Linked DNA regions of Homo sapiens: regions 1, 3, 4, 5, 6 and 7 are each linked to region 2. Evidence: chromatin loops called from intact Hi-C (ENCODE). Cell type or tissue: A673. All regions are shown on one strand. Region 1 overlaps OPHN1 (oligophrenin 1). Region 2 has its middle 120 kb from the start of NALF2. Region 3 has its middle 85 kb from the start of STARD8. Region 4 overlaps LOC107985646 (a long non-coding RNA gene). Region 5 has its middle 42 kb from the start of LINC00269. Region 6 holds the start of EFNB1 (ephrin B1). Region 7 has its middle 110 kb from the start of LINC00269.

What was found. Peaks named below come from ENCODE experiments on the same cell type or tissue, not always from the same donor. Only the 100,000 strongest peaks of a DNase experiment are listed, where the experiment ranks them.
Region 1: a loop joins it to region 2, with 6 times the contacts of the local background. A loop is called at or near these places in 5 of 110 quality-filtered maps.
Region 3: a loop joins it to region 2, with 7 times the contacts of the local background. A loop is called at or near these places in 12 of 110 quality-filtered maps.
Region 4: a loop joins it to region 2, with 5 times the contacts of the local background. A loop is called at or near these places in 2 of 110 quality-filtered maps.
Region 5: a loop joins it to region 2, with 7 times the contacts of the local background. A loop is called at or near these places in 20 of 110 quality-filtered maps.
Region 6: a loop joins it to region 2, with 10 times the contacts of the local background. A loop is called at or near these places in 73 of 110 quality-filtered maps.
Region 7: a loop joins it to region 2, with 6 times the contacts of the local background. A loop is called at or near these places in 19 of 110 quality-filtered maps.

What each region holds. Positions count from the first base shown.
Region 1 is chrX:68,195,529-68,199,528 of GRCh38, reverse strand. OPHN1 (oligophrenin 1) reads left to right here. Exons shown (of 25, transcript NM_002547.3): 12 at 2,265-2,343. Among named protein-coding and RNA genes, the nearest start is that of OPHN1, 240 kb to the left of the region's middle. In A673, a CTCF peak has its summit at 2,412 (motif pointing left); a DNase peak (open chromatin) is centred at 2,378.
Region 2 is chrX:69,385,788-69,389,787 of GRCh38, reverse strand. No RefSeq gene overlaps it. Among named protein-coding and RNA genes, the nearest start is that of NALF2, 120 kb to the left of the region's middle. RefSeq lists a silencer at 2,086-2,135. In A673, CTCF peaks have their summits at 1,801 and 2,004; DNase peaks (open chromatin) are centred at 1,007 and 2,007; H3K27ac peaks cover 2,850 bases.
Region 3 is chrX:68,730,798-68,734,797 of GRCh38, reverse strand. No RefSeq gene overlaps it. Among named protein-coding and RNA genes, the nearest start is that of STARD8, 85 kb to the right of the region's middle. In A673, a CTCF peak has its summit at 1,706 (motif pointing left); a DNase peak (open chromatin) is centred at 1,697.
Region 4 is chrX:69,132,209-69,136,208 of GRCh38, reverse strand. It overlaps LOC107985646 (a long non-coding RNA gene), which reads right to left. Exons shown (of 3, transcript XR_001755985.2): 3 at 133-234. Among named protein-coding and RNA genes, the nearest start is that of PJA1, 31 kb to the left of the region's middle. In A673, a CTCF peak has its summit at 2,030; a DNase peak (open chromatin) is centred at 2,058.
Region 5 is chrX:69,219,949-69,223,948 of GRCh38, reverse strand. No RefSeq gene overlaps it. Among named protein-coding and RNA genes, the nearest start is that of LINC00269, 42 kb to the right of the region's middle. RefSeq lists an enhancer at 822-1,593. In A673, a CTCF peak has its summit at 1,638 (motif pointing right); a DNase peak (open chromatin) is centred at 1,658; H3K27ac peaks cover 854 bases.
Region 6 is chrX:68,826,077-68,830,076 of GRCh38, reverse strand. It overlaps EFNB1 (ephrin B1), which reads right to left and starts at 1,056. Exons shown (of 5, transcript NM_004429.5): 1 at 173-1,056. The coding sequence starts at 300. In A673, a CTCF peak has its summit at 2,117 (motif pointing left); DNase peaks (open chromatin) are centred at 1,176 and 2,076; H3K4me3 peaks cover 1,957 bases; H3K27ac peaks cover 2,452 bases.
Region 7 is chrX:69,284,514-69,288,513 of GRCh38, reverse strand. No RefSeq gene overlaps it. Among named protein-coding and RNA genes, the nearest start is that of LINC00269, 110 kb to the right of the region's middle. RefSeq lists an enhancer at 1,535-2,516. In A673, CTCF peaks have their summits at 2,119 and 2,318 (motif pointing right); DNase peaks (open chromatin) are centred at 2,013 and 2,403; H3K4me3 peaks cover 1,608 bases; H3K27ac peaks cover 3,687 bases.

The sequences.
Region 1 (4,000 bases), 1.2 Mb after region 2:
TTTCTATGTCAGGAAGAGAGGATAAGATTTTTTATTTTTTTAACTTTTAATTTTTTAGAGAGAGGGTCTTACTCTGTTGCCCAGGTTGGTTTGCAGTGGCACAGGTTCAAGTGATCCTCTTGCGTGAGCCTCCTGAGTAGCTGGGACTGACAGGTGTGCACCACCATATCTGGCTAATTTTTTATTTTTTATAGCTATGGGACCTTGCTATGTTGCCCAGGCTGGTCTTCAACTCCTGGCTTGCAGTGATTCTCCTGTGCCAGCCTCCCAAAGTGCTCATATTACAGGTGTGAGTCACTGCACCTGGTTCTAAATTTAGGCTCTTAGCAGTATTTAAAATGACAGGCTCATAGCAAGGCAGAGCTTGAAATGTTTTAATAACAGCAACAACAATAATTGTAATAATAATAAAAACAATTGCTAACATTTGCCAAGTACCTCCTTTGTGACAGGCACTGTTATCAGCCATTTAAGCGTATAATTTCCTTTAGTCGTCACCACAGTCACATGAGGGAGGTGATGTTATTTGAATTTTGGTTTGTGAATCTGTATCATTTTTGTGTTAACAATGGATGACCCCATTCAAGATGGCTGTGGAAGTATATATTGTTGCCAGTAACCACAAGACTGTCATTAAGAGGTGCTTTAATGAAGTAAGAGAAGGTAGGACAGGAACCCCATGATTCCAGCAGGTAGAACAGGATTCCTGTGATATCAGTAATGGAAAGGACCTCCCAGCTCCTGTGTTCCAGAACCCTTTCAGATAAAGAAACTGAGGTCTAGAAAGGCCTAGTTACTTATCCAGGGTGGCTGAACTCTCTTGGCATTGCTTTTATCATTCTATGACTCTAGGAGAGGTCTCATCTTATCACAGAATTTGTGGAAGGAACAATGTTTTCCTAATGGCTCAGCAAGCCAGGAGAATGCAAGGAGACTTTATACCTTGCATAAAGTATGGTTAATCTCAAAATTCCAGATGAGTCACAAAGATCTAAAAAGACCATAAAGAGCATAACAGCTTGGGATATCTCTGGGTAGTTAGTAGTGTCTTAGTCCATTTGTGATGTTATGACAAAATACCTGAGACTCAGTAATGTATAAACAACAGAAATTCATTTGTCACATTTCTAGAAGCTGGAAGTCCAAGCAGTTTCAGTGTCTGGTGAGGGCCTGGTCTCTGTTTCCAAGATGGCATCTTGTTGCAGTGCCCTCCAGAGAGCACCAACACCGTGTCCTCATATGTCAGAAGAGATGGAAGGGAATGAACCTACTCTTTCAAGTTTTTGTAAAAGGGCCCTAATCCCATTCATGAGGTTCTACCCTTATGACTAACTCACCTCCTAAAGGTCCCATTTCTTAATATCATCACATTGGTAGTTAACTTTCAACCTATGAATTTTGGGGAATATTCAGACCACAGCAGGTAGCCTGCAAATAAATAGAATAAAACAGGGTTCGAAGCCGTGTGCCAGGCAGAAGAGGCCTTATATTGTAGTAATGAAGAATATGGCTGCTGGACCAGACTTTCTGGATTTAATTCCTGTCTCTAGTAGTTCCCTGCTATATGACCTTGGATAATTACTCTGTGCCTCAGTTTCCCCTTCTGTGAAATAGAGATGATTACTGTAACTGCCTTATTATATATATTAACTGAGTTAATATACATAGTTTACTTGGAACAAAATTTGTCACCTAGTAAGCATTCAGTAAATATTAGTTGTTTTTATTAGTCATAAAATTGCTTATTAGCCAAAACGCCTCCTCCCTGTGTCTTAGCCAGTACTCATGTTGTTGAATTTATTGCAACTCAAAATGTTTCTTGGACATCGCAGGTGCTGGAAGAAGCAAAGCCATTTTACTGAGAGATAATGTGCCTCTGATGTTCATGCTCATTCCTAGAGCTCAGACAAAGTGGCTGGCTTCCAACAGAGTAAGGCAGTGAGAGCCTTTGTTTGGTTCAAGCACAATGGGGCCAATTTAAGTGTGCATTATGGAGGCGTCTTGACAGTTACCTTCCTATTTCTTGCAGGATCTGGGCACAAGGCCACCAAGATACCACCCCCGCCTCCATGGTTCCCAAAGTTACTGTTCTGTAAATTGCCTATTGTTTTCTTGAGTAAAAGAGATTTTGAAAAATTAGTATTCTGTAAGCCTATGCTTGTTCAGTGTGACAAACTCCAGGGCAGAGAGGGACCCTAGATCACAAGACTCCATTCTCTCAGTTGAATTTTCTGCTTTATACTTACCATTTTTTTCCCCCTCAGGCCAGGAACCATCACTCTGCAGGCCCTTTCAGAAGCTAACAGAAGGCTATGGATGGAAGCCATGGATGGGAAAGAACCTGTAAGTTACCTGACACTGGGGAAACCTCCCCAGCATATGCCAGTGTATGAGTGCCCTCTAGTGGTATCAGTGGGTCTCAGACAATTAAATGGTAATGGATTGTTTAGTCTCAGTTTTAGAGCTGTAAGGAATTGTTTCCACATCTCTTAGCAGGTAAGGCAACTGGAGTTCCAGAAAGGTTGAGGGACTTTTCTGAGACCACCCTCAGAGAAGACACCAAAACCGGGCTTAGAATGCAGATCTCTCAGCTCCCTGCTCTAGTGTTAGACTATGTAGCTATGCCCATGAGCTTTTCTTCAGAAAGAATGAAGCCATTTTTCAGGTTATAAAATCAATATGTGTTAATTAATTAATATGTGTTAATATGAAAAATAATTGCCATAGTTATAAATAAGCACTTATTAAACATTTATTCAGAATGATTTTTCTGCCTCACCCTTATACCACCAACTCAGCTTATTCTCTTTGAGGGTACAGCTGGTAGCGGAGATGGCATTGCCATCCTGTATCACAAGATGTACCGTTCCATTTAGAACACGGTTATGCAGGAGGACAAGCAATCCCTTGAAAGGGTTACTGATTATCATCAAGCGACCAATAGAAACAGTTGGAAATAATTGAAAAACATTCTGGTTTCTTAGTGGCATATTAAATAATATCAGCTTCCTGGTGTTGGAATTCCAAAAGCTTGGATATAGGTACTAGTTCTGCCATTAAATGGCTATGTGACTCTGGGCAAATCATTTCACCTCTCTGAGATTCAGTTTTCTTCTCCTCAGTAAAAGGGCTTTAATAATTTCTTTCTACCTATCTCACAGGGTTGCTTAGAAAAAACAGATGGAAGTCATCTTGTAAACCACAATGTGCTAGCCGATCTGAATGATGGGATACAAAACTCCTAAGATCCAGCAGTGTTCAGATACAGTCTTATTTCTTTGCTGTATTCAAGTGAAAAACTGGCTAGGAGGGAAAATGCATTCTAGGTTTTTCTTTCTATGTGTCCTCAGTATCCTGGAGAATTTAGAGGGGTAACTAGATCCCAGATTGCACTTATAGTAAACTGGAAGGTAGCAGGAGAGACTTGGTATTCTGAAGACTGCCATCCAGAAAATATTCCAGCACTGTCTTCCTTCTGTCACCTTCCAGAAACCTGCTGCTGAACTCTTTCATGCTTGTGACATTTCTGTAGGCAGATGCTGGGAAGCTCAGCAAGGCATTTATCTTTCAATTCCCTCTCCCAAGTTTGCTCTCCCTTTAGGTTTTCAAGAATCAAAGGATGCAGATGGCTTTCTGTGGAGAATGATGTGAGCACATGGGCCCACTGAATGTGGATCCATACCAACTTGATCATGGCAGATTTTTCCACAAATCCCTTGTTTAGAAAAGTAGCAGAAAAGGCTGGCTGGCACAAAAATATCTCCCACTGAAATATCTGTGGGCATACACACATATGCAGAACTTATTTTAAGGAGAGGCTGTTCAAACAGACTCTTAACAGATGGCATATAGAGGGCTCATTTCCTGCAACCTCACATTACTAATGTTGTTGCTCCTTTACTAAACACTCCAGTTCACTAGTCTTACAAATCTCATCCATGCCTTTGCCTAAACTGTCAAAGAAGATCAGGGCTTGAAGGAATGTCTACTCCAACCCTGA
Region 2 (4,000 bases):
GCATGAGGATGCTGGTTGGGACCCAGAAGAGCCACTTTGCCCAGCCAAGCTGTCATTTAGGAGCCTTTGAGGAGCTGGCCTGGCCCAATGAAGACCTGTTCTTTCCATCAGTGGGGCTAGGGAGGTTAATGGCATTCCCAGGAAGGGCCAGGGATTAGGGGAGCCTGCACTTCAGAGCCAAATTCTTTCACCTCTAGTGAGTTTTCCAGAGATTCTCCCTCTGCCCTGCAGTGCCTGGCCCCAGGAAAAAAGAGGGGGATGGGCTGAGACCTCCCGCTCCCCAGCCCCATGGACCAGGCTGGAGGAGAGTGCAGCCCCCGACTGGGCTGGCCCTGGTCCCGGCTGTGGCTGTTCCGGCACAAGCTGTGGGAAAGGAGGAAGGCCTCAGCATGCTCACTGGGGTGCAGCAGGGGTGGACGAAGAGGAGGGGGTCTCGGACCCTTCAGAGGCTGGACAATTAGAGAGAAGGCACATTCCAGGGGAATCCACATCTGGGATGGGCCTGAGCCTGGGCCAGCCTTGTAATCCATTGCAGATGTGACGGCCAGCAGCAGATGTGGGCAGGACCTCCCTCATGAAAGGCTGAGGTCTGGGGGCGGTTTGCAGGGATGGGGAGATGAGGAACAGCTCCCAGACACCACCAGCCAGCTCCTTTTGGGAGGCCACTACCTGGCTGCAATTCTGTGCATGGCACCTTGCCGATGGCAGTGTAGCCAGGCTGAGATGATGCAGCTGGCCTGGGACCCTGGCTTCAGCTGAGTATTTCTGGGAGCAGAGCTTGGGCCAGGAAGCCACCAGTCCCCAAGCTAGGCTTCTTTGCAACCTTTCAGATGTCAATGGCTGTGCAGCAGGGTTCTCAGTGGCTTTAAAACCTGGCGAGGGAGGAGTTTGGGACTCTGAGTCTGATGCCAACCAGCTCCAGCCCGCTCATCCTGGCCCCAGTTCAAGTCTCTGGGGATGCTGGGGCTGGCATCGCCAGGAGGAAGTCTTAAGGACTTTTCAGTGCCAGGAATTGCTGATTTTCATGAACCCAAGTGGCCAGGGCTAGATGACGTCTAGACATCTGTGCTTGTCATATGACCTGACAGTTGGCACCAGAACAGTGCCCCGGGGGAAGAAAGGAGGAACTTAGCAAGGGCCTGCTCATTGGTGGGCTTTGAAAAGGCCAGCCAGAGGTCTAGGAGGTGAGTGGAGGGTGTCTGGGGGCTATGAGGCAGGTTTTCCCTGGCCTCTGAGTGGGGATCTGTAATTGTTCATCACCCAGTGTGCTTAGCAAGGCACCTGCAATTGGAGAATCATCACTTTAGAATGGCAGAATGAGGGAGGGAATTTAGACTTCTCCTGGTCTGTCCCAACCCCTTCATGTTACAGAGGAGGGAATGGAGGCTCAGAGAAAGATACGGGCTTGGCCCAGGTTGGAGAACCGTGGCTGAGCTGAGCCGAGAAGGTTGGGCTTCTGATTTCCCGCTGAGTGCTTTTTCCCACAGCCCCAGGCTGCTTGGTGGAATGAATGGGTGAGTAATAAGTGAATGGGTGAATGAATAGAAAGGCTTGGCTGCTAAGATGGAGTTGTGACCTGGCCAAAGGTTTGTAGATGCAGTGGGTATGTCCATTTCCAGTTTCTCAGCATTGTACTGCTTGTGTGAAAGACAGGAATCCATCTTGCCCCTTTTCTCTCAACCATGTCTTCCCACATCATCCATTTCAATACTGCAGGCTGCAAAGAAGGGGATGGGGAAGGATTCACCCCAGGTCACCCACCAGGACAAGCACAGGGGCAGGCTGCAAAGCCAGGTGTCCCTAGAGCCTCTACTCCTCACCTCTCTCTGCCAGAGCTGAAGACAACTTCCATCCATTTCACAGGCTAGGAAACCGGAGACAGGCCCAGAGGGGGCGCAAGACGGATTACAGGATGAGCTTTAAATCAGGCCTGGCAGGACACTGCATGTAATGGATTCCTGTCGGCCAGAGCAGCGGTAGTGGCCCCTGTGGGCTCAGCAGCCCCCAGAGCAGTGTCACTCCGGACTAACGACAGGTGGCAGCAGAGGACCATGGTAGGCAGCCTAGGCGTTAATTATTACGGCTGCCCAGTCCCCCTTTCTCAGGCCCTAAGTTGGCCAGATTGGTACCCTGAGTGCATATGGGACCCCTGTGGCAGAGGGGTGCCCAGAGCTGGGATAAATAAGTGCTTACTGAAGAACAGCATTGGAGCAATGGTGAAAGGCAGCACAGAACATCTCAGAGGAAGAAAGAGGTCGGGGAGCTTGACAGAGTCTAAGAGGAAGAGGGAACTGCAGAAAGGGAGGGAAGAAAGGAAGGGGGGAGAAAGAGAGAGGGAAAAAAGACAGAGAAATAGGCTGACAGTTTGAAGAAAAACAAAGATGTACAGAGATTCCGTGGGATGCATCAACACACACATACTGAAATCGTGGAACTTTTTAGATGGAAGGACCTTTAGAGGTCACCTAGTCCAAACCTTGCTGATGGGGACAGAGACTCAGAGAAGATGTGATTTGCCTGAGGTCACACAGCAAATTTGTGACCAAGCAGGGACTAGTCCCAGCCTGGATCCTCCCCTTGGTTCCCAGACTCCAGCTCTTTTGTTGAAAGACCTTCCTTGGGCAGTATACATGAAAACTGCCCAGAGATCTACCTAGAATTTGCCACAGAGTTCAAAAGACTAGTGAGACCTAGAAACAGACACATAGAAAGCAGAGGGAGGTGATCCAAGAGGAGAAAAGGAAAAGGAGAGCAGGAAGGAGCAGAGTGCTCAGAGGCAGTTGGAGGAAGTATCTGGGCAAGCTCCCCTCTCCACTGACTTTCGGCCCAGGGTCCCACCTAAGGGTAGGCAGCTTTCCCTCCATATGGCATTGTCCTGCCCCTCTCAGTCCATGCCTAGCCCACCCTAGAGCAGGGAACAGATATGTGAAGAAGGGGCCCAAGCTGGGTCCTAGAACTAGAGAGAAGGCCTTGATTTTCTATTCCTGCCACCTGTTCTCTTTATAGGATCACTGCCTGATTTTACCACACGGGGTGAGCACACTGCTACCTGACTAGGACCCAAGCTCTGCCATCTTTTGCCTGCTGGTCTATGCTAGGGCATTCACGCTATGTCATCATCAATTCTAGTGACCATATTTTTCAAGCTAAAATATCGGGCCAGATTGTCTAATACATGATCTGATCACAGAACAGAATACTTAAAATTAGGCTTGTCCTCGGAAATCTGGGCCATCTGGTTACGGTCCTGTTACTCCACCCGTCGGCTTTTCCTTCACACACAGGCCTAGAGATGCCCCCAGCTGTCAGCCAGGCCCTAGGGCCAAGAAATAAGGAAAGGAAAGGGAAAGAGAGCTAATGTATACTGAGCTTTTGCCATGTGTCATGTATTTTCCATCCATTATCTCATTTACTTCCCATGACAACCATATGAGGTAGGTACTCTTATAATCCTTATTTCGCAGATGAGGAAACAGGTTCAGACAGCTGGACTCACTTACCCAGGGTCACACAACTACCACGCCAGGCACAGATCCTAATGCAATGGGCTGACCTCTCCAGCAATATAAATCCCTTCTAAGGAAAGAGAGGAAACACTGAGCAGAAATGCTATCCTGAAAGCCATCATGAACTTGGGATGTATCAATAGAGATAAAGAGACCAAGTCAAGTATGTAACAGCTTTGCTCTTCTCTGCTGTCTGGAACACGTATCCAGCCTAGAGGCCCCATACATTAAGGGCACACGGGTACATCTCTACAGGGGAATGAGGAGGTTAAGAAGGGACAGGGAGCCCAAGTCCCATGAGAAATAGTTGGAAGAAGTGGGGCTATTTGGCCTCAGGATGTGACTTCAGACCTCTAAAGGACACAGTGACAGGCATGGTCTATATGGCCCCTGGGGACTGAGATAAGAGGTGGTAGATATAGGGAGACAGATTTGGAACTTTCTCAGAGTTCAAGCTATCCTGTCATAAAACCAACTGCCTGCCTTGAGAGAGG
Region 3 (4,000 bases), 650 kb after region 2:
GCCTGTAATCCTAGCACTTTGGGAGGCTAAGGAGGGGGAATCACCTAAGGTCAGGAGTTCTAGACTAGCCTGGCCAACATGGCAAAACCCCGTCTCTACTAAAAATACAAAAATTAGCCGGGCATGGTGGCTCATGCCTGTAATCCCAGCTACTCAGGAGGCTGAGGCAGGAGAATCGTTTGAAGCCGGGGAGCTGAGGTCGTAGCGAGCCAAGATTGTGCCACTGCACGCCTGGGTGACAGAGCGAGACTCTGTCTCAAAAAAAATAAAATAAATAAAATAAAATAAAATAGAAACAGACTGGGGTGTAGTGGGACAGTTATAGCTCACTGCATCGTCGAACTCCTGGATTCAAACAATCTTCTCACCTCAGCCTCCCAAGTAGCTAGGACTATGGGTGTGTGCACCACATGTAGCTAATTAAAAAAAAAATTTTTTTTTAAGAGACGGGGTCTCACTATGTTGCCCAGGCTGGTATCAAACTCCTGGACTCCGGTGATCTTCCTGCTCCATTCTCCCAAATCGTTGTGATTACAGGCATGAACCACCACCCTTGGCCTATGCTAGTTTTATTGAGGCTGACTTCTTCCTGGCAGTTGAGCACTGCCTCCCAGTTTCTGTTCACTAGGATGGTCTTCTTTATATCTGGCCCTCCAAGACCTGACACACTCTGTCTTCACACAGCTCATGTCTTCACCTACTTCACCTCTGTCAAATGTCACTTTCTCTATAATCTCCCTATTAAAATGACAGAGAGCACTCCCAATCCCCCTTCCCTGCTTAATTTTTTTCTAAAGCACTTGTCACCTTGAAACACATATGTCATTGAATTATGTTTGCTCCTCCCTCCAGAATGCTAGCTCAATGAGGGTAAGGATTCTTACTTATTTTGTTCACTGCTCTATCCCTGGTATCTATAACAGTGCCTAGCACATAATAAACACTCAGTAAATATTTGTTGAACCAATAACTGGCCCATTAGAAAGGATACCCTTGGATCCCAACAGACCTGGGTTCCATCCCAGAACTGCCTCTTCCCTCCTAGTGACCTTGGGCACGTCTCACTGATGGTCTATGTCTTTTTTCTTTTCTTTCTTTCTTTTTTGTCTTTTTTTTTTTTTTTTTTTTTTTTTTTTTTGAGACAGGGTCTCACTCTGTCACCCAGGCCGGAATACAGTGGTGCAATCATAGCTCACTGCAGCCTTAACCTCAGTAGCTAGGACTACGGGTGCCCACCACCATGCCTGTCTAATTTATTTTATGTTTTGTAGAGATGGGGTCTCGCTTTGTTGCCCAAGCTGGTCTCAAACTCCTAGGCTCAAGTGAGCCTCTTGCCTCCCAAAGAGTTGGGATTACAGGAGTGAGCCACTGTGCCTGGCCACACCCTGTCTTCATTTGTTCAATCAGGAGATGAACTAGATAGTGAATCTCAACTTGGAGAGAAATTCTCCCACCCCAAGGGACCAGTGGGAGGAGGAAAGGAGACAGAATTTTTAGGGCTCTGTAATGGAGAATGGCAAGATCTGAGGGGTGGGGAAGCTGAGGGAACAGGGAAAGGAACAAGATCTGGAAGACCCTGTGAAGGAAAAGGGGCAGAAACTGGGGAACACTGAGAAGACTTGGAGGCGGGGGCAGATGCTGGGGTTGAGTCCCAGTAGCTTCCTGTTGCCTGTGGCCCATCTTCCCACACAGAGCAACAGTGCCCCCTTGTGGGCCCTGCCAGGGCCTGGCTGTTTTGGGGTTGACGCTTCCCCTCCACGCTCTAGCGCCAATTCTCACAAGGGCTTTCTTTATCCCAACAATTTCTTCTAGTGCTTCCAAAAGTGTGCACAATGGCAAGCCCAACATAGACAGCATCTCTTCCTTTGAGAACCTGCTGCTTCACATCTGTGTCTGGGTTATCGCCTGTGCCACTGATATAGTTAGGCTTTGTGTCCCCACCCAAATTTCATCCTGAATTGCAATCTCCAGGTATTTAGGGAGAGACCTGGTGGGAGGTGATTGGATCATGGAGGCAGTTTCCCCCATGCTGTTCTTGTGATAGTGAGTGAATTCTCATGAGATACGATGGTTTTATAAGACAGTTTTCCCTGCTCTTGCTCGTTCTCTCTCACCTGCCATGTAAGACATGTGTCTTCCCCTTCTGCCGTGATTGTAGATGTGTTTTCCCCTTCTGCCATGATTGTAAGTTTCCTGCGGCCTCTCCAGCCATGAGGAACTGTTAGTCTTTATAAATTACCCAGTCTCAGGTATATTGTTACAGCAGTGTGAAAGCAGACTAATACAGCTACCTACCTGGGAACCTTACTCAGGTGTGCATGCACACCTGCTTAGTGTCCGAGCACAGCCCACATGCCATGGTCTTCAGTGCCTATTCTGTGATGACAGGGCAGCACTGGGGTGGGGAGGGGCTGGCATATGCAGGAACTGAGCCCAAAAGTGATGGGATCCCTGGCCATAACCCTGGAGGGAAAGTCACATTTTGTAAACATTGTTCTAGAGTAGAGGGTGCAAACCAGTGGGCTATTCATGTGTGCATGTTGAGCCTGTTGCATGTTATGTTAAAATCTTTTCACCAACATTTTTTTTAATCTTTATTTTTTTCAGAGACAGGATCTCTCTCTCTTGTCCAGGCTGGAGTGCAGTACTGTGATCCTACTCCCAGGCTCAAGCGATCCTCACCTCAGCTTCCTGAGTAGCTGGGACTACAGACACATGCCACCATACCCAGCTAATTTTTTTTTTATTTTTTGTGGAGATGGAGTCTCACTGTGTTGCCCAGTCTGGTCTTGAACTCCTGGTCTCAAGCAACCCTCCCATTTCAGCCTCCCAAAATGCTGATATTACAGGCGTAAGCCACCACACCTGGCCACCAATATTTTAAAAGGGTAGATTTCACATAAAAATCTGGATTTGGGCAAACATGGTCGTTCATGCCTATAGTCCCAGCACTTTGAGAGGCCAAGGTGAGAAGATTGCTTGAGCTTAGGAATTCGAGGCTAGCCTGGGAAACATGGTGAAATCCCATTTCTACAGAAAATACAAAAATTAGCTGGGTGTGGTGGTGTAAGCCTGTAGTCCTAGCTACAGGAGGCTGAGATGGTAGGATCACCTGAGCCTAGGAGGCAAAGGTTGCAGTGAATTGAGATCATACCACTGCACTCCAGCCTGGGTGACAGGGCCAGACCCTTTCTCAAAAACAAAAACAAAAAACAAACAAACAAATCTGGATTTCTGGATTCCCTGGAAAAATCAGAAGATGTAGCTATCCATATCTGGACCCACATTCCCGCCTGTCCATAATAGATGAGAAGGGAATAGCTGCTGCCCTCTTTAGATGGGGTACGAACTCTGCAATCATTATGATCTTTACCCAGTATGCTTTGCTTATCTGTGCTAACTGCCTGGTTCCTGTAGGAATTTCAGTTTGAGATTCCTGTAGTTTTCAGGAAGAGAATTGACAGCATTGTTAAAATGAAACACAAGCCATCAGGGTCTGAGCAGTGGAAGATCTTGAAAGGAGAGTCTCAGAGGGGAAGAGCCTTAAAGTCAGAGACCAAGTAGTGATATAGCTTGGAGCCAGAGGAGGGTATGGCAGAACAGGCAACCTTTCTGTCCTCTTCCACAGACCTCCTTCCCGAGCTCATCTCTGCCTAAACCTAGCAGTGGGCTCTGTACTGCGTAACAAAAGAAGATGTGCAGTATTACTAACAAGACGAATAGCAGGTGATTTGCCACTTTGAAACTACCCACCAAATGCTAGAAACAATCAAGTTGACTACTCATAACCTCCTTATAAGGTAGTATCATTCCCATTTTAAAGATAAGAAAACTGAAGTTCAGGGAGTATAAGTAAGCCATGCAGCTATAATAGAAAGTGGTAATGCCTTTGAGCCCTGAGTCCCTGGTCTGCAGGGACTGAGGGGGAGTTCAAACATCTTCTGCTTTGAATTCAGTTGAATGAAATTTATGTCATCATAATCAACCTCCTCACTCTATA
Region 4 (4,000 bases), 250 kb after region 2:
CTCGGGCCTTTGTCTGATAATAACAATGCTCACCAACACTCAGAGCATGTACCCTTTGCCAGAAGCATTTGACATGTAGTCACTTATTTAATCCCAACCGTACGTGTGCTGAAGAAACCAAGGCACAGAGAAGTGAAGTGACTTGCTGAGGGTCACATAGCTAGTAGATAAAGCTGGGCTTAGAACCCAGGTGGTATGGCTCCAGAGTCTTCATCACTGGCTCTGCCATCTAATCTGTGAGAACAATAATAATGACTCTATTAGTGCCAGCTCCTGTGTCAGCCATTTTACACACATACTCGCATGTGGCCGTTCACAACGATTCTGTCAGGTAGACTTCATTGTCTCCATCCTACAAATGAGGCAGCAAAAACTTGGAGGGTTTATGTGACTTTCTTAAGGCCCTACAGTTGGTAAGGGGCAGAGATGGCATTTCAAAACCCAGCTCTGCCTAATTCTTGACAGGCAGGCTTTCCTTGAACACCTTTGCCACTGTTTCAAACAAGCTTTCCACGAGTTAAGCTGCAGTGTGGTATCTGTTGGGTGCTTAGGACAGACCAGGCATTTGTTTCATTTTACGTATATCATCTCTTTTGAGACTTACGCCTACCATGTGAGGGTGGGGGTGTTATTCCATTTGCAGATGGGAACCCTGAGTCTGAGAGACCTTCTCTCTCGCCTGTCCTCTCTCTAGGTTGGGCCACACCCAGCATTCACATCCCTTTTCTTTGGGGGAATAACTTCCCCAGCCACAGTCTCAGAATCCTCAGGCTTCCTGCTGGAAGGAAGGGGCTTGCTGCAGACTTTATGCATTGACTAAATGTTGGAGTCCCAGCTCTGCCACTTCTGGGTGACTTGCGGCAGTTCACTGCCCTGTCTGGGGCATGACTACCACATCCCAGGTGCGTGAGGCTGATCAAATGATGAGATGAGATGCAAAAACATTTTGTAAACTCTGGAGAACTATATAAAGGTGAGCAGGGGCTCTGAGATGAAGGTTTCCATCTCTAGCATTCTGGCATGACCTCATTGCACACGTGTCCAACACACGCATTGGCATCAACATTGAAACACACATACCAGCACCAGTAGGCTTCAGGCAGATGGGTGGGAAGGGAGGGGATTGTCCTTGCTCCTGAGTTGTCTCTCCTCTAGGCAGAGCATCCACTAGTTCTTTAATCTTTCCTTCTAGGACAAGATTTCAAGACTCCCCTCCCCCAAGGAGTTAGATAAAGTAGAAAGATCGTGGGGTTCGGAATCCTGCAGATCTGGGTTTAAACCCACGTTTTGCTAATTTCTAGCTGTGCGATCTTGGAAAATTGCCTTTACCTCTCTGAGCCTCAATTTCTTCATCTGCAGAATGGACATGATAATATTGTAGTACTGATCTCAGGCTAGTCTGAGGCCCATATGAAAAGTCATGGGCTAGGTGCCAGAGATGCAAATATGGGTAGACTTCAGTCCTGGATATCAAGTAGCAAGGGAGAAAGGTCAAGCAGCAGGCAGATGGTCTCAAGTGTTGTGATAGAAGTTAGCCAGGGCTCTAGAGTCCCAGAAGGAGCCAGAAGAGGAGCACGTAGTCTCAGAGGAGGGTGTGGCTTCACAGATACGGTATTGTCCGCACTGGTTCTTAAAGGGGAATAATAAATAGTGGTTAACACTCTACAGTGCTTCATGTGTGTCAGGCACTGTTGTAAGTGCTTTACATGCATGATCTAATTTATTCCCTTGTAAGAGAAATACAACCTTAAGGGGTAAAAACAGTCTTCACCCCCATTTTACAGATAGGGAAACTGAGGCCCAGAGAGGATAAGTGACTTTCCTGGTTAGGCAGTCAGGGCCCTGAGCCCACACTCTCAACCACTCCACCAAGCTGCCTGTGTGAGTAGAAGCTTGCCAGCAGAAGAGTAAGGTGAGACTATAGAGCATAGCATGAAAGCACAATCCCTTCCAGGGCTGGGAGGTGGGATAGGTGAGCAGGGGCCGGATCTCAAGGGCCTGTGCGCCAGGCTCAGGAACTTAGACTCTCCTCTGGGGGCAGTGGGGAGTCACTGGCAGATTTGAATTGGAGAATTACATGCTCAGATTTGTCTGCAGGAAAGGTCTAAGTGGCTGTAGTGTGGAGGCTGGTCCGAGGAGGACGCACTCTGGTGGCAGAGAAATGATAAAGGCCTGGATTCCGGCCGTGTTTGTAGGGATGGAATGCTTGGGATGGATTCCAGAGCTATTAAGGAGGTAAAATTGGCAGGTCACAGTAACTAATTAGATGTGAGGAGCAAGGGAGAGGGAGGAGCAAAGGTTTCTAGCCAGGAACTTGGGTGGATGGTAGGGTTACCCCTGGAGAAATAAAGCTGAAATGAAGTGTGGTGTGGGTCTGGAGCAATGAGGTGTGGTCTGGGAGTATAAATTCTGTTTGGGGCAAGGTGGGTTTGAAGTGTCTTTGATGATGACCACTGGGTAAATGTCTGTACTAGCTGATGCTTGGGGGAGTAGCCCAGGCTGAGGTTACATGGAATTTACTTGCTGAGAGGAGGTGGTGGAAGCCGCAGGAGGGGCTGAGAGAGCCAGGGAGAGCATCCGTAGGGGAGGTGACCCGACATTTAAGGGGCATACTGGAGAATAGGGGCCTGGGAAAGAGACTGAGAAAGAATGGTCAAAGAAGCCGGAGGAGAACTAGGAAAGCCATGTCTGAGTAGACAGTAGAGGATTAGGGAGTCGCAATTGTCACATAGCAGGAAGTAGTCACAAATATCAAATGTGACTGAGAGGTTCCACGAGCTAAGTCCGCTGATTCTTGTAATTAGGTTTTTGAGGTCCTGGGTGACAGCTGAAGTAGGGATGGGAAGCTGGGAAGCTGTCAGCAGTGGTCTGAGGTGTGGAGGACAGGTGGGGAAGTGGGGACAGCCCAATAAGGACCCTGGAAAAGGAGATATGGAACATTAACTAGGGAGAGACACAGGATCAAGGGGGGAGCCAAGAGCAGCCGACGGGAAAGTTAGTCCCTTCCCTCCTGGCCATTTTGCTCCCTGCCTCTCCCTGCCATACCCCCAGACTTGGGTCTCTGCCCTGGGCGTGCTGGGGTTTGTCAGTGCCTTTCAAGGTGCTGGCCCCTCCACCTCTCTTCAGGCTCCCTCAAGTCTCACAGCAGAAACCTCCCTTTGCTTGTCTCTGGAATGAGCCCCTAGGAGAGCTGATGAGACAGCAATTAGACCAGTTGCAACGGCCGTGCGTTCACATCTCTGTGCCAGGGCAGGCCTGCTGGGACCCTGCCAAACTCTTCTGAGCCAGCCCCATAGCCTGGTCTCCCTCCTATGTGACCCCCATGGCCACCATCTACCGAGGGACCTCCAAAGGCATAGAGGCTGGGGAATGGCCTCATTAACATCTCTGGCCTCTGTCAGATATGGCTATCTATGCATTTAGGATCCAGGTACAACCCTACAAGCCCTGGGGCTGGGCCAGTGCCCACCAGTTTTAGGGCAGCTGAGTGAAACAGAAAGGGCAGGGGCAGACTTCCCTTCCATGCCCCTGCCCTTCATGCCTGTGTGACTCAAGATGTTGCCCCTTTATCAGGCTCCCATGTCTCCCCTTTCCACAAAGCCTCTAGAGGATTCCAGCCTTCTAGAAAGAAATCTGCCTTTGTGTGATGGGTTCGTTGTTTTGGGCCAGCAGCATCTGCCTGTTGTGCCCTGTGGCTGTTGGGACCTATTTTTCCAGAGGCTTTTTAGCCTCAGTAGGAAGGCTTCATAGCCCTGGGAGTCATCCATCTCACATCACTACCCCCAACCTTAGTATACTTGTCTTTCCTGTTTCCAGCTTGCAGTCAGTGGATGGCAGCCCCCTGGCTTTGCCCTCACCATCTCAAAATTGATATATCCTAGAACTATCATAAATGTTCATTTATCCTAACAGTTTTTGATTGAATGAAGGCCACAAATACCTCGGTAGACTCCGCATTGAAAAGACCATCTGCCCCTCTCCCCAGCCCCCCACACCTCAC
Region 5 (4,000 bases), 170 kb after region 2:
CCCCCACCGAGCCTCCTCCTCTCTCCTACTCTCTCCATCAGTCCAGTATTTCTGGAGGCCTAAGCAGATTTCAGACAAAAGAAGCTCTAGGCCCAGTCCACCTCCTCTGTCTCCCCAAGCCAGAGGGAGCTTGGAGCCCTTTTGCCCTCTCCTACGCAGAGGGAGACTCCACCAGAGAAGGCCAGGAGCTTCGGGAGGATGTAGGCTGGGTACTCCAGACTTCTGGGGCCGACTGTTGGTTCCCTCTCTCCTCATTGCCTGTGAAGGAGCACAAGGAATTTCACCCCAAAATATGGCTCCCTGGTATAAGGAGTATTTTGAATTAAAGTTCTCTAGACATCAACAGGCACTGGATGTTTCCCCCCCCACTACAACGTGGGGTACGTTGTCCCCACGGACAGACCCTCCAAGGGGAACAATTTTTTTTCCTTCCCTGTTATCTTATTATCTATTGCAGAAAAGAAAACCAAAAATGTTTGGTTTCTTTTCACAGAATAACGTGTCTCTCAGGGTCGTTTAAATTCCAAAGAGAACTGTTTACACGTTAATCTGTGTTCCCCAATTCAGTCATTCTCATTGGTAATCATTTATTGCCCCTCAGCAGAATTCCTCTTCTCCCCCTTCCCATAACCTGTTTGCCACGATCCAAGTCCCCATTCTTTGTGTAACCTCAAGATGGTATCTAAGCTTCTGCCCCCCACTGCGGGCGTGGGTAATCACTCCGTGATTCTCCCTGTGCACATGTTAATACATTTGTATGCCTTTTCTCTGATTAATCTGCCTTCTGTGAGTTGATTTTTCAGCGAAACTTCCAAGGGTGAAGTTGAAATTTTGCCTTGGTCCCTACACTTGCTTCGGCCAGAGCAGGTTCAAAAGGGGCTCCAGAAGGGAACTGGATATGGAGGGGACTTTAACTGGAGACAGAGGTCACCTGCCTCATTTTGCTCACTCTGAGGCTTGAAGAGAAATGCCCACAGCCTGTAGCATACGGCTGAACAGGCAGGGTTGGGGGTAGGAAGCAGGAAGAGGCTAGAAGCAGGGGGTAGGAACTAAAGAAAGAAAGCAGGCATGGGGGAGGGGTGGTCCTATTTTCCTGGTATTCAGAGGGGCTGGTCAGCAGCTGATGGGTCTCCAGGCAGTGGTGTACGGATGGGGCCAGAGCCTATTCTCAGGGTCCAGGTGGCCAACTGACTTGGAGGACTGCCTGGCCCTCATACCCACACCCCCCTTCACCCCACAAAAAGGGAACTCCCGAGCTAGTGCCCATTTCCCCAGCCCACCAGGAGGAGGGGGTGGCTGGGGAATATTCTACCATTTTCCAGATGGAGAAAAGTGAGGCCCAGGGAGGTGAAAAGCCTAGAGCAAGAGCCATCGCCAGCCCCATGGACTGAGCCTCAGGGCAGGGGTGGTGAGGGTGGTCAAGGGATGAGAGGGGTGGGGTGGGGTGTGAGGTTGAGCTGAGCCGGCTGGGACTCTAACCACCAGCTCTTTATTTAGCTTGGGGTCTGAAGCAGCTAAACGAATGTAAATGAAATTCCACAAGTGAAAAGGGTTTCTCTGGTGAGACTCCTCCGTTACCAGCCCAGAAGCTAGGTATGCGAGGACCCACCCCAGGGAACATTGGCATAGAGCCCAGGCAGCCACTGGGTGGCGCTGTCTCTCCATCCAAGTGTTTAGGCGGGTTTCAGATGCCAGGGCAAAGAAGTCACCCCCATTCATGCCCCATCCTGCCAGGCCCTTAACAAAGGCGCCTGGGTTAGGGCAGGGAAAACCAGTTTTGACAAAACTCCATGTGTCCCCTGGCACGTGGGTGGGAAATGGAGGGTCCAGACTGGCAGGGCTCAGGAAACCCAGAGGAAGGGACAGGCAGTTGATTGGGGCCCCTGGGGGCCGCCCTGTTTCTCAACCACTCTTGGAGCTGAGAAGCTCCAGGTGTTTTGAGCCTAGAGATGAGGGAGAACAATTCTCCCCATTTCATCGGCGAACACACTGAGGCCCGGAGTTAAAGGACCCAAAGATAAGCTTTTGAGCAGCCTAGGAAGCACCCCTTCCCAAAACTTACGTTTCAAAGTGAGCCCCTTTTTGGCTGGGCCACAGCGGCGACGCGGAGAAGGGGGCTTTAGAAATGCTAATACCATGCGTGAGTGACAGTGCGAGGACAATGGAGGAGGGCGCTGTGAATGGGGCCGCCGAGGCCTGGGAGCCGGGCTCCCCACGTGGGAGCCAGGTGGGGGAGGGGCGGGAGGGGAGAAGCCGGTCCCAGCCTAGAAGCTCCGAGCCTGGGCTAATTGGAAGGGGCTGCAGCTCTGGGGGCAGGATGGGGGTGGGGATTACCTGCGGGTCGGCCGCGGAGGGGCGGGGCTCCGAGGAGGTAGGGGGCCCTGCCGGCACGGGGAGGGGGCGCCGGAAGAGCCTTGGACCTGCTGACCTGGAGACCGGGAGAAAAAAAAGCGGGGAAGCTGAGGGGTCTGGATAAGCCCCGACTTAAGGAAGGCAACAGCAGGTGACTTGGAATAGTGTGGAGGGGGCCCGAGAACCCGTTCCCTCATTCGTTCATTCTGCATCAAAAGGTGGTTAAGAGGCTGCTCTCCAGTCACACTGCTGGAAGTCTTTTCGGGCTCCCTGGCTTATTCACCATGTGCTCTCCAGCATCAGTCACATTGGAATAAGAGCACCTGCCTCACGAGACACTTGGGACAGCGCAGGTAAAGTGCTTAAGAAAGTGCCTAACAAAGCGCTCAGTAATGGTGAGGGTTTGTTTGTTTGTTTTTGTTTTTGTTTTTTTGAGACAGAGTCTTGATCTGTCACCCAGGCTGGAGTGCAGTGGCGCGATCTCAGCTCACTGCAACCTCCGCCTCCCGGGTTCAGGCGATTCTCCTGCCTCAGCCTCCCAAGTAACTGGGATTACAGGTGCCTGCCACCACGCCCGGTTAATTTTTGTATTTTTAGTAGAGACAGGGTTTCACCATGTTGGCCAACCTGGTCTTGAACCCCTGACCTCAAGCGATACACCTGCCTTGGCCCCCCAAAGTGCTGGGATTACAATTGTGAGCCACCGCACCCGGCCAGTGGTGAGCTCTTTTCTTTCTTTTTCTTTTTTCTTTTTCTTTCTTTTTTTTTTTTTTTTTTTTTGAAATGGAGTCTCGCTCTGTCGCCCAGGCTGGAGTGCAGTGGAGCGATCTTGGCTCACTGCAAGCTCCACTTCCCGGGGTTCACACCATTCTCCTGCCTCAGCCTCCCGAGTAGCTGGGACTACAGGTGCCTGCCACCTCGCCCGGCTAATTTTTTGTATTTTTAGTGGAGACGGGGTTTCACCATGTTAGCCAGGATGGTCTCGATCTCCTGACCTTGTGATCCACCTGCCTCGGCCTCCCAAAGTGCTGGGATTACAGGCGTGAGTCACCGCGCCCGACTAGTGGTGAGCTCTTATTATGAATTTGATAAATAGTGATTCATGCCAACTGTTAGCCCTGGGCTTGGCTTGCTCATCTGTGGTTCAGAGGTTGGTGTCCTACCCTGTGAGGCCGGCTATGCTGAGGGAAAGAAGAAGGGACTCCACCTGGACACCAGGCTCTGGTCTGTGGAAAAATCAGAGGCCTGATGTGTGGGCCGCAGAGCCTGGGGGCCTGTGTGGGAGGGTCCCTGGGATGGCGCTGGCCCTTGGGGTCTAGGGAAGTAGGGCTCCCTTTGGGACTCCTGGAAAGATGCAGCAGCCCCAGGAGTGGTTGTGTAGTGAGGGGCATCCCAGTCAGCTCCTGGGGGCCCACTGTCAAACTCAAGCTCCTCTAGTAGAGTCAGTCAGAAGGCGAGAGAAGAGGTCCCAACCAAACTCTACAACAGTCACCTCCAACTCCAACTGTACCAGGCAACCCATTTGGGGAATGAGAGAAAAATATCACAATATATGTTTTATTTATTTTTACCTCACCTTTTAACAGTTTTGACGTTCAGCATGTCATTTGTGATATACCTAATCAATTAGTAAAGTAATGCATGTATA
Region 6 (4,000 bases), 560 kb after region 2:
CCGCCGCACCCTGCTCCATCCGCCCGCCCGCAGGAAAACACTCGAAAAAGCCGGAGACAAAATGAGGCGCCGCTCCTCCTCCGAAGACCTCCCCACATGCACTCCGGGGCGTGCGGCCTCACCCTGAAGGAGTGCCTCCCACCCCAGCGTCCAGAGGAGATAAGTTACTCACTTGGGGTTGAGGGAGCTCCAGGATACGGGCTCCAGGTTCTTGGCCAGCGGTGTGGCGAGCCGGCACAGCGCCCACACGACCATCGCCACAAGCCACTTGCCGAGCCAACGCTGCCCAGGCCGAGCCATCTTCCCGGGGGCAGACTGCACTTCGGGATCCCTTGGCGCCTCCTCACCAAAGCTCGCCTCGCCTTCCTCTGCCGCGCTGCGCTCGGAGCCGCTCAGGCGCCCATCCTCCGCAGCCGCCGGCCTTGAAGTGCTCCCCTCCCGCCGGCTTCGGTGTCGCTCTTCTCCGCCCGGCCGGCCAGGAGGACTCACTGGGCAGCCGCCCCCAACCCGGGCATGGGCTTCGGCCCCCGAGGGCTCGTTCTCCTGGGCTCTCCGCTGCCGCACGAGGCGCGACGGGGGCTCTGCGCCCCCGGGTGATCCCGCCCGATTCCGCTCGACTTCCCGAGACGCTTCGGGGCTGCGCGCCCTCTCCCCGACGGGGTCTTCCCGCAGAGGTCTCGGTGACCGCCCCGACGCCTCGACCGTCCCGGGATCGCTGTCCCTTGGAAGAAGTGGGGGTTTCCCCACAGCACAAGCTCGGTCCCCGGGCTCCCGACTGGGCCGCCCTGGCACGGGCTCCGTTCCTCCGGGCCACACTGGGACTCCGGGCTACGCGCCCCCGGACAGCTTCTACTTCAGCGCGGGCCCTGCTCAGTGTACTTAGAAGAGCGGGGAGATGCTGCCGAGCGAGCCAGTCCCATTAGTTTGCGCCCCCGAAGCCTCGGCCGGGTAGCCCGGCAGCCTCGCGTCGCCGAGTCCTGGCTCCCGGGCGATCGAGCCCGAGGGTCTGCGGCCAGTGCGAGCCTCACAAACCTCCCACTGCTGTCCAGCTCGCATAGACTCCCTCCGCTGCCGCTGTGCTGTCTACTCCCTTGCTCAGGCGAACGCAAGGCCAACCCTGCTCTCTTAGCCAATAGCAAGCTCAGTGGCGGGGTCCTTGCCCCATACCACGCCCCCAGAGCAGGAAGGGGGCGGGGTTTCAGGGAGCTCTTAAGGACGCCGCGCGCCCGATGGCACCAATCTGAGTGTGCGGCTCGTGCGGTTAGGGTTGGGTCCCTCTCAGTCCTGTTCCCAGAGAGCTCAACCCGTGGGAAGTTGGCACTCTCAAGAGCTGCCGGCCTGCTCTCCTCTCCACGCGTCTGGTCAACACCCCAGCCCACTGACCCTGTCCCAAGTACCCCAGGAAAGTATTTCCATTTTCTTTTTACACACAGGACCCCTGAAGTCCTGCTCTGTGCCCACCTCCGTGTCAAGGACAGCCTGTCTGCTCCTCGTCCAGTCCCACGTAAGGCTTTAGTGGGCTTTCCTCCTCTCGCCCTCAAAATGCACTGTCTGCTTGCACTTGGACCCGGAGTCAGGAACATAAAAGTGAGAACAGTGGGAGGGGGAAACTGGTGAGGGTCCAGTACTTGATTGGGGTTAGAGGTGGGGCGGGGAGCAGGGTGGGGTGTGGTGGGGAGAGAAGGCGTGTTCATCGCCCCTGGGGACCAGGCCTTCGGAATCTCAGCTTTCTGGGGGAGCCTTGTGGGACCTCTGGAGCCAAGATTTAGTCTTGTCCTGTCCGAAGGCGCGGGCAAGGTCCCGGGATAGGCAAGCGGGGATGAGAGGGCACGTCGATAAAGAAAGACACCTCGAGGGCAAAGAGGAAAAAGCACAGGGCATGAGACTTTTGAAAAAGCAAAAGCGGGCATCCTGGACCGGAGAAGCCGGACTCCAGCCTGTCCCGGCCTCGCCATCTGGGTCTTTGTCTCCCAGCCCTGGCCCATTCTTCCCGCCCCGCCTTGCCTCTTTGCTTATAACTTGGCTCGATCCCATAGCTCAGACCTTCCAGGTCCGACCCACTCTCGCTGGTCGGACCCCAGAGGACGTACCCACGTGCTAATGTCTCCCCCTGCTGGACTTCCATAGCACTGCGGGCGCCTGGGATAAACCCGGAGCTTGCCATAGCACAAGACCTGGGACAGGCGTAGCCTTGGCAAAAACCGTCACCCTGTATGGGGAGGAAGGGAAAGAACTAGAAGGATATCTGAGTTTGGGGTAGGCTTAGGGACTGCCAAGAATACAAGGTCTCCCCACTTTTTCTTTATGGAGATAATTAGATGAGCAACATTCCCAAAGTGCTCCACCATTCACACAGTTTCATGTCCATCATCTCGCTTAATAGGTGACTGAGCTACTGCGTTTCTCAGTGGATCCTCTGATGATCTTTGTGGCTGTAGAGGTGGGAATAGCCCAGATTTTGTCTTTTTATTTTCTCCCAAATAGAGGAGAAAATAGGGAAAATCTGGGCCCTTCCCACTTCCAGGGGCAGCCCTTGAGGGTGAAGTGGCTCTGGGTAGGTAGGGAAAGAAGGAGCTGTTTGGGGTCTCTGAGCTCTCAGCTGGACCCTGCATTGGGGTGTAAGGAAGGAGAGATGAGATGAATAGGGTGTAGGGACACACCAGTAGTCTAGCTGGGAGACTGGGATCCCTGGAGTGCATGCTAGGACATCAAAACCTGAATACAGAAAGCAGCCTGCTGCTTACTGAGTGCCTACTATTGTCAAGAACCAAGTTAGATGCTTTTCCTTTCATAACCTTTTGAAATGAGTTTCAGTATCCCCATTTTACCTACAGGGGAAAGTAAGGCTCAGAGAGAAGTGACTCATCTGAGATCACCAAGCTGATCAGTGGTGAAAGCAGGATTTGACTCCTGGGACATCTGTCTCCAAAGCCTGTGGCCATTCCCCTGTACCATACTGGCTCAAATTCCCAGCCAATCCTTGCTTCTTTGCTTCTTTGGTTCATTCCTGGTTAAGGCTGGGTCGTGCATGGACAGCAGCAGCCTGGGGCTGGCCAGGACTCTTCCCTCACTGTCCTTCAAGAGGTTGCCAGGCCTGGAAAGTTCATCTATATTCCTGGCCATAGCCCAGAGTTCTTCTCATCTAAGACCACCACTGCCAACCCTAGAGCCAGCCTTGATTCTTCCTCCCCACAGCCAGCATGCCCGGTGCCCCACAGGAGGAGAGCCCAAGGCCAGGTGGGGGATGGGGAGATGAGGCTATGCGGCCAGTCTTGGGAAACATGGGAAGACAAGCAGTTCCTGAGTGTGCCAGCACCTAATCCCGGTGGGCAGGGTGGCAGAGGAAATGAGAAGAAGACTCTTTATGTCCAGACCTGCTCCACATGCTACTTATCCCTGCTCACAGCACAGCCTTTCTGCCTCAACCTGCCCACACCAGCTACAGGGGCCTCAGGAGCAGAGCTGAGCCTACTCCCTGCCATGGCTAGGCCAGTGATTCCAGGTTCCCACCTCCTGACCCACCCTGGCGGGGCCTCAGATGTAATGATTCAGGCCCCCGAGGTAGGGAAAAATTACTCCCAAGGGAGCCTGAGAGGAAGTCAGGATCTGTGAGCAATGGGGGCCCTCTCATCCAAGCCCTCCCTATACCATTGGCAGTCACTCCCCACCCATTTCTCCCAGGTTACTGTGTCATTACAAACACATCCACGCACGTGCTCACACACACACACACACACACAACTATCAGGTTTCAAGTCCACCAGCATTTCCTGAGCAGTGCCTCTGTGCTGACCTCTGAGCGGGGCCATCCCTGTTGACACAAAGAGCAGCTCCAACAAGCCCTGCCCACAAGGAACACCAAACACTGATACCTGTATGTGGGGGATCCTGGACCCAGAGATGCAGGAGAACATCTGGCAGCTGCAGGAAGCCTCGGGCATCGTGCAGCCCTGGGAGAGCAGAGCTGCTCCTTCTGAGCTCAGCTTCCCACACCCATGAG
Region 7 (4,000 bases), 100 kb after region 2:
AATGGGTAGCAGGGAGCTGAGGAGTGAAATTTGAACCTGATCAATTCTTTCTTTTCTTTTCTTTCTCTCTCTCTTTCTTTCTTTTCTTTTCTTTTTTTCTTTCTTTTTTTTTTTTTTTGAGACAGAGTCTGCTCTGTTGCCCAGGCTAGAGTGCAGTGGCGCTATCTCGGCTCACTGCAAGCTCCGCCTCCCGGGTTCATGCCATTCTCCTGACTCAGCCTCCCGAGTAGCTGGGACCACAGGTGCCCGCCACCATGCCCGGCTAATTTTTTCTATTTTTAGTAGAAACGGGGTTTCACCATGTTAGCCAGGATGGTCTTGATTTCCTGACCTTGTGATCCGCCCGCCTCGGCCTCCCAAAGTGCTGGGATTACAGGCATGAGCCACCACGCTCAGCTGTTCTTTCTTTCTTTTCTTTCTCTCTTTTTTTTTTTTTTTTTTGACAGGGTCTCACTCCTGTCCCAGACGGGAGTGCAGTGGGTGATCACAGCTCACTGCAGCCTCCACCTCCTGGGCCCAGGTGATCCTCCCACCTCAGCCTCCTGAGCAGCTGGGACCACAGGCATGCACCACCACACTCGGCTAATTTTTTTGTATTTTTTGTAGAGATAGGGTTTCACCATGTTGCCCAGGCTGGTCTCCAACTCTGGCCCCAAGCAATCCAACTGCCTCGGCCTCCCAAAGTGCTGGCATTACAGGCGTGAGCCACCGTGCCCGGCCCTGATCAATTCTTTTAAGTCTTTAAGTATAAGGGTCTTAGAGCATTCCAGGATTCCTCAGACTGTATGCTCTGGGACGGGATTTCCTGGGGGTTAAAAATAGAAATAAAACAAAATTACGGACTAGGTACCAGGGAATGTTCTAAGTGCTTTTTACAAATGTTAACTCATGTAATCCTCACAACAGCTCAGTGATGTGAATACTATTACCCCCATTTTGCAGATGAGGAAATTGAGGCAGAGAAAAAATAACTGACAGACTCAAGCACCTAACTGACTCAAACCAAAGACACTCTTTGCCTTCTTTCTGGTTCATTTCCCTAGCTGGGTGACCCTGCCTCCTCCACCCCACACCTTTCAGGGCTTCGTTCTCCTTCATGGCTTTCTCAGCACTGGGCAAGGTATCTCCTGCCTGAGACAGGCTGCCTCCTTGAGGTGCCCTTCACCTCCCTGTGCTTCCTCCCCTCCCTCCCCTCCTCTCTGGGGGAGCTGAGCCAGGCTCAGGTTTCTCCATTTCCAGGCTGAGTCTCCTGCCTTGAGCTGGGCTCACTGAAGAGAAGAGATCTTGCTGACCTTGCACTTTCCATCCACTCTGGGGCTCTGGGCTTTGAATGGACACATAAGGAGTTCTGCACCCCCTGTCATGGTGAGGGACTGAGGAGGGCGGCTGGCCTCTTGCCCTGGACCTCTGGCGTGGAAGAAGTTACCCCAGTCCCACTGAGCGGGCCTGAGTTTGAAACCCACAGGCGTCTCTGTGCAGATCTGGGGCAGAAGTATTGCTGAGGGCACTGGAGGAGGAGTTGGGGCCAAGGGCTGGGTGGGATGTCCACCTGATTATAGTTGCAAACCCCTTCTCCACACGACAATGGAGTACTTACTAATTCTCCCTTGCGTTGGACTAGTTTCTTCCTCAAGCTCTCTCTTTTGGAATGATAGAGTTAGAGTGTTAGAGATAGAGATAGAGTGTAGAGGGCTGGATAGACCCTTAGAAATCATTGAGGCCAAGTCTTTTGCTTCCAGATGGGGAGCCTGAGGCCCAGAGAGGGCAAAGACATGCTCAAAGTTGCACAGCAAGACAGCCATGGAAGCAAGTTGGAACCCAGGGTTCTTGACTCTTCCCGGTAAGTGTCTTATCCAGCTCAGTTCCACCCCTCACTGTGGACAAGAACCTCTACACTCCGCCGCACACACACACGCACACACAAACACAGGCTGTGCGCTATGGCCTAGGGAAGCAGGCCCTTGGGAGTGAAGTGGGAGGCACCCAGAGGCTGATGAGAGGCAGAGGCCAGGATAAGGACGGAAACTGTGCCGCTGGGGTGAGCGTGGCATTCGGAGGCGTGGATGTGCGCTGGTTTTTTTGTGCCTTAGAGCCTCCAGCCCATGCCTTGTGAGCCACCCTTGCAAGGGTGGGAGAGGCCAACGAGAAACGCCCAGGCTCACTATTGAGGTCTTTACTGATGCTTGAAGGGTTTGGAGGCCTCCAGCAAAGTCACTGACCCACCCCCTGGATTTTCGTCGCACTCGTACCCTTCAGGTGTCCAAAGGTCCACCCCGTGCACCCTTTCCCCCAGTTTTCTAGACCGCCGCTGCGGCCGGGTGAGCCAAGGGCCATGGCCACAAGGGGGCACTGGCGCTCCATGGCTCCAATGGGCGTGGAGGCGCGCACTTTCTGCCGGCGTTGGCGGGGGGGGTGCGGGGGCAGCAGGAGTTTGCATTCGGCTCCCCCACTCCTGGCACCCTCCCCATTTCCTCTTGGAAGCCTCCCTAATCCTCTTATGCCGAGGGTCACATCCCTGGGCCCGGGGACGAGGTGTTTCATTTTCAATTCGCCCCCACTGCCCCTGGGGGAGGTCCGTGAAACGTGGGGAGGGGAGTCCCCTGGGCTGAAGCCCTCTTCCCTGCCCCTCTGCCCACCCCTTTCCCTTGCTCTTGTCTTCAGCTTGTCCCTTTTTTGGGTGTATCTCTCCTACCTGCCCTCCCTCCACTCCCCGCCTGGTCAGCCTTCTCCCTTCTCAGAGCCCACGTTCCATCTCCTCTCCTCGGACCTTTCCCCTCCTTTCTTCCTTATCAGCTTTCAGCTTTCACTCCCCGCTTCTCTCTCCCCCCTCCTGCTCCTCTCCCCTTGTCCTCCTCTCTTCTCCCTTCTCTTCTCTCCCCTCCTCCTTCCCCCTTCTCCATTCTCTTCTGCTTTCCCTCTCCTTTCCCTCTGCCCTGGCTCGGGCGGCCTCTCCCTGGAGGAGTCGGGATGTTAGGGTGGAGTGGGCCTTGGCCCTGCCTCTTCCCAGGGCTGTGGGCTCGCTCCCAGGTTTTGCGGGTTGAGACAGGGAGTGAGGGAGGGAACATCCAGCGCTGCTGGAATCTGGGAGTGGAGGCAGCTGTGGGTCAGAAACCCTCCAGTCCTCTTAGCAAGTGCAGCCTTTTCTGGAGGGGAGGGAGATTGAGAATCCAGAGACCTGGGGCCTGATCCCAGCTCCGGCTCTGACCTCTGGCCCTGGCCGTGTGACCTTTCCCATCCTCTCCCTGGGCTTCAGTTTGCCCCTGAAGACAATGGAGAGGTAGATATCTGAGGACTCTCCCAGTCCGTCCTCTATTTTTTTCATTTTTCAGTGGTGACTGTCAATCCCAGGAGGCCTGAGCATGGCTTCTCCCAGATTCACCCTCTGTCCCCATGGCCCCCTTTAAAATGCTAGGGGCCACTGGTGTGACAGAGAGGAGTCTGTCTGTGTCTGTGAGTTGCACTGGAAGAGGGACTGGGGTTGGGTGTGGGCCCTGATGTCAGCATGTTGGGGAATCTGTCTGGCATAGTTGCTCCCTGACTCTGAGGATCTGGGCAGCTCTTGGTGCCTGGAATTGTAGAATGTCAGTGCTGGAAGAGGTCTGGGGCAGAGATAAGTCAAACACCAATATATGGGACCACTGTGGTCCTCACTCCACCCTCCAGCTCTACCCCAGGGTACACACCCAAGGGCCATTGCCTGCCTTTCACCTCTTAGCTTCCAAAAGAACTTAGCCCCTTGTGGGATGAATCAGGAAACTGCGGTCCAGAGAGGGGCAAAGACTTGCCCAGGTACATGCAGCAAGGTGGTGGCGAGCTGAGACCAGGCCCCGAGGCTCGCGCCTCCCAGCTGTGAGCATGCTGGGGATATAAGAACGCAGGTGAGGTGGTGTTGCCACCTGGCACGTGCTTTGGGGGATTGGTGATGTGAAGGAAGTTGTATGTGTGCATGACAGAACTGGGGGCAGGATGGGAGGTGGGAGTCGTTAGGGATGATTGCCTG